Linked DNA regions of Mus musculus: region 2 is linked to region 1. A link is a contact called in ENCODE Hi-C data. All regions are on one chromosome and are shown on one strand. Each heading gives the region's core, a stretch centred on a gene start or an enhancer-like site at or near the end of the contact. The rest is flanking DNA. Distances are from core to core; before and after follow the strand shown. Region 1 holds the start of Mef2a (myocyte enhancer factor 2A). Region 2 holds the start of Lysmd4 (LysM, putative peptidoglycan-binding, domain containing 4).

The links. A loop is a pair of places that touch in the nucleus more often than their neighbours do.
Region 2: a map of heart shows a loop between it and region 1 (2.7-fold over the local background). The contact joins the promoter of Lysmd4 here to the promoter of Mef2a in region 1. A Hi-C loop is called at or near these places in 2 of 37 maps with a recorded cell type or tissue (heart and left cerebral cortex).

What each region holds. Positions count from the first base shown.
Region 1 is chr7:67,370,888-67,374,603 of GRCm38, reverse strand. It overlaps Mef2a (myocyte enhancer factor 2A), which reads left to right and starts at 1,746. Exons shown (of 11, transcript NM_001291195.1): 1 at 1,746-1,891.
Region 2 is chr7:67,220,782-67,224,187 of GRCm38, reverse strand. It overlaps Lysmd4 (LysM, putative peptidoglycan-binding, domain containing 4), which reads right to left and starts at 1,644. Exons shown (of 3, transcript NM_175215.4): 1 at 1,559-1,644; 2 at 297-579. The coding sequence starts at 569. 1700112J16Rik (RIKEN cDNA 1700112J16 gene) reads left to right here and starts at 1,730. Exons shown (of 3, transcript NR_131044.1): 1 at 1,730-1,944.

The DNA of each region.
Region 1 (3,716 bases), core at 497-2,996:
TTGTCCTTCCCTCTCTCTCAGGGTGAAAAGCTGGTGAGAAGGGCCTAGTCTTCACTCTCCTTTACCTTTAGTTTTAGTGGAAATCACCAGAACAGCCATTCTCTTGGAGTAGAACAGTTGAATACAGCTGCTGCGGCTTCTGGTGGGATAACACTCGTGCCTTTCCTCATACCTTGCTGCTTTACACCAGAATTAGTGTGTTTTAAAATCCTCCCTGCAGCCTGGGCACAGGCCTTTTCCTCTCAAAGGGCCTGACAGGCTAGAGGGGAAGATAACAGCTCCCTGCCACCCCCCTCCACCAAACTCCCCTGAACACTGAAGCGAGGCCCTGAGTAGAAGCCCTGGGCTTATTTTCCAGTGTCTGGTAATCTCGTATCTCTGTACTGCCTTTGTGTCAGCCTCTCTCCAGCACATTGCCTTGTTGTCCTTGAGGGAGGAAGCCAGAGAGCCTCCAGCTTCCTTTGTAACTTCCCAGTTCCTCCGCACATCTGCTCACCCACCCCCAAAGACTTGTTTTAAAGCCCTAACCACAGAATTGAGCCTCTCATTTTCGAATGAGGGTTTGTGCCCATTGCATGGGCAGCTCTGGGTTCGGATACCAGCCATCACATTCTTATTACCTCTACAGCGGTAGCAACTTTTGGGGGTGAGGACCAGCAGAGAGTCACCCCCATAAGCCTTCTCTGGACAAAATCAGTAAGTTAACAAAATACAAGTGCTGTCTCAAAGACATCTTTTCCCCTCAGAAAAATCAGTTCGTCGAGTAGTTAGGAATTCAGATCCTTATGGCCCTTCTCTGACGCTGTGTGACCCTGCGTGGTCAGAGTGGTTCTCAGTTTTCCTTTCTTATCTGCCGAATGGGAACAGAAAATGAGGTGAACTTCACTGCGATGTGAGTACTAAGTGAGATACAGTTTACCACTAATCCATACTAGCTAGTATTAGTAGCCCAAATAGGCAGGTTGCCTCATTCTCAAGGTGTTTCTGCTTTCCAAGCCCCTGCTGGGATTGGGTGGCCAGGGACAGCATCCAACTGCTGGCCCGGCGGGGGTGACCCAGCAGCTGTCCAGGCCTGGACACAGGTGTGGCCCCGACCACAGTGAGGGCGTGGCGAGCCGAGGTTTGGGCAGGCCCGGCGCACACGAGGGCGGGGAGCTGGCCTCGGTCCCGAGCACCGCACAGGGCGTCTGGGCCGTCCCGCCGGGTCGGGCCTCTCGGCTGTGGTCACGGACCAAGCGCGGGGACTAGTCACGCGCCGCGTCACCGGAGCCGTGGGCCCGGGCTGGACCAGGAGGCGGCGGGGGCGCGACGCCACCGGCCCGCCACGCCCAGGCCCTCATCAAGTGACCAGTATCCCTTCCAGGAGAACACGGTCCTTCAAAGAGGGAAGCGCGCTCCAGGCTGCAGCCCCGGCGCCAAGCAGCCGTCATCTCCTTCCTGTGCCGGGTGATCTGTCGCCTCACCCACCCGGAAAAACATAGTCCGCCCCTCTTGTCCTTGTGCCACAGCGCTAGCTGTTGAGAAGGCGCGGCTCTCTCTGACTAGTCCCTCGTCTTGTCCATGACAAACCCTTCAGGACCCACCGAGAGCAGAAATATACCCTAAAAGGAGAGCCCGGGAGAGAAGAAAGAGAGGAAGCCGAGAGGAAGGGAGAGGCGAGGCCCGCGGAGGGACACCAAGACGTCCTCGCAGTGCGCACGCGCGCCGCGAAGAACGAGTTCCGGCCTGGCCGAGGCCTGACTCCTAAAAATAGCCCCGGTGTGGGGATCCGTGCGCGGATGTCCCGGCGAGTCCCGGGCTGAAGGAGGCGGCTCCGGGCGGCGCGGAGTGCTGTGGCGGGCCGGGCCGGGGCTGCGGCGTGTGCGCGCCCGCCGGCAGTAGCGGAGACTCGGTGAGGGGCCGCGGGCGGCGGGGATGTGGCGGCGGCTGGGAAGGGGGTCGGGCCGCGCTGGGAGTGGGGGGCACTACCACGGAGGGGCTGCGAGGCCGAGGAGGGGTGCCCGCGCGGCTCCGGGCGCCGGGGCGAGGCTGGGCGTGGGGCGGCCGGGCCCTCGGGAGAGCGGAGGGGCGCGGCCCCGTGCGGTGGGGGCGGGGTGCCCTGGGGCGAGCCCGGGGGGCTGCGGGCGCGGCGGCGGGGGCCCGCGGGGGGGACTGTCGCGAGCCGCCTCCCTGTGCGCGCCACCTCTGGGGCCCCCAGCCGCGCCGCCCCGCTCCTCCCTGAAAGTTGACGGAGTTCCCAGGGGGCCGCGGAGCCACTCGGTCCATTCCTCCAGCGTCGCGGATCTCGGGGTCTCCCCGCTCCGTAAACCGCCAGTGCGGGGGGCGTCCGGCCCTGTGGTCGCACTTAAAGTTCCCCCACTTCTGCTTCGGGGGGAAGGTTGGTTCACTGGGGCGGGAGGTAGGGGGTCGAACTCTCCCGTGGGGATATCGGCGTTAGGTTGTGTGTCTGGACCTGGCCCGGGCGGTGGCCGGGTTCGAGCACCTGCGGGTGCGGGGAAAAGGTCTTGGGAGTCGGGGCTGCAGAAGGGACCCGCTCCTTGCAATCGGGTAGATCCCGCCTTAGGTCTCAGGGTGAGATGGAAACTTTGCCTTTGGGTTCGATGTCATCTGTTTTTGGGCGGTTGAGGATTAAAGATCAGTGATATTGCAGACAAGTTTGGGAAAGGTGAGCGTTTTCTGAATTAGCATTTCCCCCCTCCCCCTGGAAAAGTGTAACTATCAAATTCTTGCTCACTCGGACCTTAAATAGGTCCCTGAGCTCTGAAGCCCCTGTCATCATGATCCAGAAGGCAACGGAGTGTAGACTGACTACACCGTCGCGCTAACCTGTATGTTTACTGTGAAATTGGGATTCCAGAAATTGAAATTAGAAAGACCTGCTGCGATGTGTTGACAACTATTTTAAAACTAATATTGTATAACAGTTTTCAAGTTTGTAGCGCAGCGCATCGTGTTTCTCTTATGTCTTTCTTGAAACATCCATTACTGTATGACAGTGAGGTTCTGTAAAGCAGTAATTAGGTGTATATTACACAAGAGTACTTTCCCTTTAAGAATCCAGCTGCGTTGTTTTGGCAACTGCTAAGTAGTCTAGTTGTCAGTTTTAAAATCTATGTTACCTTGGCAGTACTTGGACAGTCTGAGGAAAAGGTAAACAAAGTAGTGTGTGTGTGTGTGTGTGTTTTAAAACACACTAAAATGACATTTCTTTTCCTGTGAATTTAGGAAATGAGGATGAAGTAACAATGCTTTTATGACATTTGTATATACACTTTAGTTTTGTTTTTGTGTATTTTTGGAGATCTCTATTTTGTCTTGTAAACGGCAACTTTTAGGGAGACATGTTCCCTTAAAGATGATTTAAATTATAGTAAATGTAATATTATACAAATGGAATGTTTACTGAGACATATCTGTATGTTGTATAAGACAATACAATTAGTATTTGTTGTCCATTAATTGAGTTGGAATTACTTTTACTTTAATTCTTGTTACAAAAGTTGAGAGGATAATGTTAAAATCGTGAAAACACTTTGAAAAGCTTAAACAGGCTATTTGCTTGCTTACAGACTATATATTAATAATTCTTGTTGTAAGAAGGTTTCCTGAGATATTCATGTATTAAAACAGTGTTTGTGAAGAATGGTGATCTCTAAATTCAACTGTACTTACCCATTTCCTTCAGTTCATACTGTTGCTACACATAAGATCATAGT
Region 2 (3,406 bases), core at 395-2,894, 150 kb after region 1:
CCAGCCCTAAGACCTTAAATCCAGTGTGCTCAGAGGCCACACTGTTTCATAGTGTCCCTGTGGAGGACACAGGACAAGCACACCCTGAACTGAGGTGCCCAACTAACTGACCCTTCCTGAGCCCAGAGTTCTGAATGAAGGGTACCTCCACCAGCTTCCAGCCCTGGCTAGGGAGGACTCTAGTCGCCTATGGGGGTCAGGAAGGTCCTATAGTGACCCCCGCCTATAGTGGACCCCCTCCCCCCCCCCCGTGCCTCTCTCAACCCTGGAGGGCAGAGGGACTGAGGTCAGCTTACTTTGCAGCCATACTGGAGAGCCAGCTTGTTGAGGCTGTCTTCCTGAGCCAGCTCCCGCTGCAGCAGAACCATGGTGCCTGCTCCTGGCCGTTGGCTGCTGTTCTTCTGGTGCTCCTTGCCCCGGGGTCGTAACACCACCTGATGTGACTCTTCCTCAGAGGAGTCCCCAGAGTCCCCGCTGCCATTGTTGAACATGTAAACGTGGCTGTTTGGAGTCCTGCAGACAGCAGCTGGACCTTGGAAGCTCTTGGCTAACACTTCCTTCTGCCTCATTTTCTCTTAACTGAAAATCAGACCTGGAGTTAATTCCACACAAATGCTATTCATTTTCCTCTGGCTTCCTAAAGAGGACTGTCTCGTTAGTAACTTCCTAATATTGCCAATATCAAACAAACAGCATCAGGACAGAAGGACATCCTCACACCTGTCCACCTGATACTGACACAGAATAAGATCATACTTTCCCTAAGTGCTTACTGTGTGCAAAAAAGATTCCCCACCCTTCTTCCCCACCCCCAGCTGTGCTTCCCCTAGCCCACAGAAGAAACCACTGTGTCTCAGCACTGTGTGAGGTGACAACTGTTCTCAGCTCTCTGACACTGAGAATCTTACACTTAGAATCTTTGGACAAAAACCTCATTAGGCATCCCAAGGTGTCTTCAGGGGAAAGGACAGAAGCTGGGAACAACCATAGTTCTCTTATTTTGACCCTGGCTGACGTGACCTAATTGATGAGCAATGGAAAAACCTATCAAATTTCAATTTGTCCGTTTCTCACAGTCATTCTGGACTCATTTCACCCCCACGGTCCCCTTATTGCCACCTGGAGTCAAACGCCAGAGCCACAACCAACCTTTCCCTTCCAAATGGCTGGAATGAGACTCCAGGCATTCCTGGCGGTCCCTTCTGCATGGCCCTTTAAGGGAACAGCCAACCTCAGGTATCTCCCTCTGGTCTCAAATTCTGAGCCCCTGGCACCCGGGGCGGCCAAAAGAGGCCTCAGTTTCCCTCCAATGACAGGTGGGCTGTCATTAAGCAGGAGACAAAACAAATTTCAGACGTCCCCGCCCCTGGGCCTAAACAGGCCCGGCCCCAACTTTCCAAAGAATACACATCCTGCCACTCCCGCAAGCCGGCACCAGCCCTCTGTGGACACAGGCACTGGCCCTGGATTGGCAGCCCTCCACTGAGCCCACAGTGACAGGGCCAGAAGCCCTGGCCCCCCAAGTCAACCCAGCAGACCCTGCTCCAGGTTCGGGTACCTCGCTCCCAGGCTTCACCGCCACCGCGCCCGCCGATTGGCTGCAAAAAGCAGGTCTTCCGGGGGCGGGGACTAAGAGCCAACCAATGACTTCAGAGGAGGGCGGGCCCTGGCAGAGCCGGGAGGTGCTGAGAGGTCAGAATGAGGGCGGGCCCTGATGGGCGGGGCTCCAGCGTGGACCCTGGACTTGTGCTCCTATGTCATTTATCCCAGCTGTTCCCGGTTTCCCCTTCTGAGCCAGGTATCTTGGCCTCCTCGGTGGCCACAGCTTTCTGCTAAGCCTCGGTCTTCTTCCCGGCAGGAGAGACCTTTGACCCATGTGCGTCCTGATCCGTGGCCAGGAGCGTACCCAGTACGGCGGTGCGCCACTCGAGAGGCCTGACCCAGGTAGCCTCAACCTGAATCTTCGACCCAGTATCCTTTGAGGGGCCGAATGGTTGCCAGCCCCTGCCCAGAGATAAACAGAAGTCCAGGGATGTGAAATGTTGCCCTGACAACACAGACCAGAATTGGATAAAGGAGAATATGTATCATCTGGCCAGCCAGAGCGTCCCTGCTATTTGGAAAAGGGCGGAGAACCTGTGGCATTGTTTTGTAACCAAGATTAAAATCCTTAATGGAGTAAGACTCATCCAATGAATAAGGAAGAAACTAAGTGTCGTGGGCAGGCATTACACCAAAGAATGCAGATGGCTGGCCGCTGAACCAAGGTGCTAAGCCTGTCTGGGAATCAACATTGAAACAAGAGCCCAGAAATTCTTCCTATGATTTAGAATAAAACTAAAAGTCTTACTCTAAATGTCTAAGGCCAGGAAAGCACCAGGTCATGGCCCTCTCTGCTAGCCACAGGACTCTTCTTTCTGGCTTTAAACATCTGTTTAAACATTTGTTTACTTTGCCCCCCAACCCAGGAGGTGAGCCTCGCTAATATACCCAGCACATGTGTTTCCCACTGAGGTATTTGTGGTTTGTGACAGTTTACAGGCTTGGATGAGGCTGCCTGAGAAGTATGAACGCTATGTCCCACCTATCAGAGTGGGCCAGGTGCCCAGCCACATGAACAGGTCCACTGATCTGATCCCAAGTTAGTGGAGACCCACCCCATCACCAGAGGTATCCACTCGGATATCCTTCAACCCTTGTCAAACATGTTGTCCCCTCCCAAGTCCAGCCTTCTCCTGGGATAGAGGATGCAAGGTAGCAGGGGCCAACTATTTAGCTTTCTGAATATGGCTCTGAACTCCAGGGCTAAGCAGAACTGCCATGGAATGTCGAAAGTTTTGTCTTTTAATTTTTTATTTCTTTTAAAGAGTCTAAGCCAAGCCCTTCACAAGGGCACTGACCCAGTCCCCTCTTTAAGGCTCCACCTTAAAAGCTCACTTCAGAGGGTAGGGTTTCAACAGGAAGGAAAGGGGACACAAGTCAGTCTATGGCAAGCCTGAATATGAATTCCTTTCGTGGAAAATGAATGTTTATGCTTCTCATTGTAGCCAGCTTTCCCCTCTTACCTCATGAGCTGTGTGTGCTGAACACTCACCAGGGATCATCCCAGCAACATTTGGTCTTCAGACTAGCAGGGATTATATCAGATCCCAGTCTATAGAGGAGAATACTCAAGTGTGAAGACAGCAGTGTGAGGTGTGTGCCTAGATGGCAGCCCCAGCCCCCCCAGACCTACACCACGCCTCCACCTTGACTTGGTTTTCCTTTTATGGAACTGTGGGAATGAGTCTGAGGCACTTTGTCAAAGCAGCTGAAACTGATGGAGCCTGGGCCCTAACAGGAACGTCTAGAGTGCCCAGCCTTATTCTACACAGCGACAAGTTTGTCAGGTGACCTTTAATCCTCC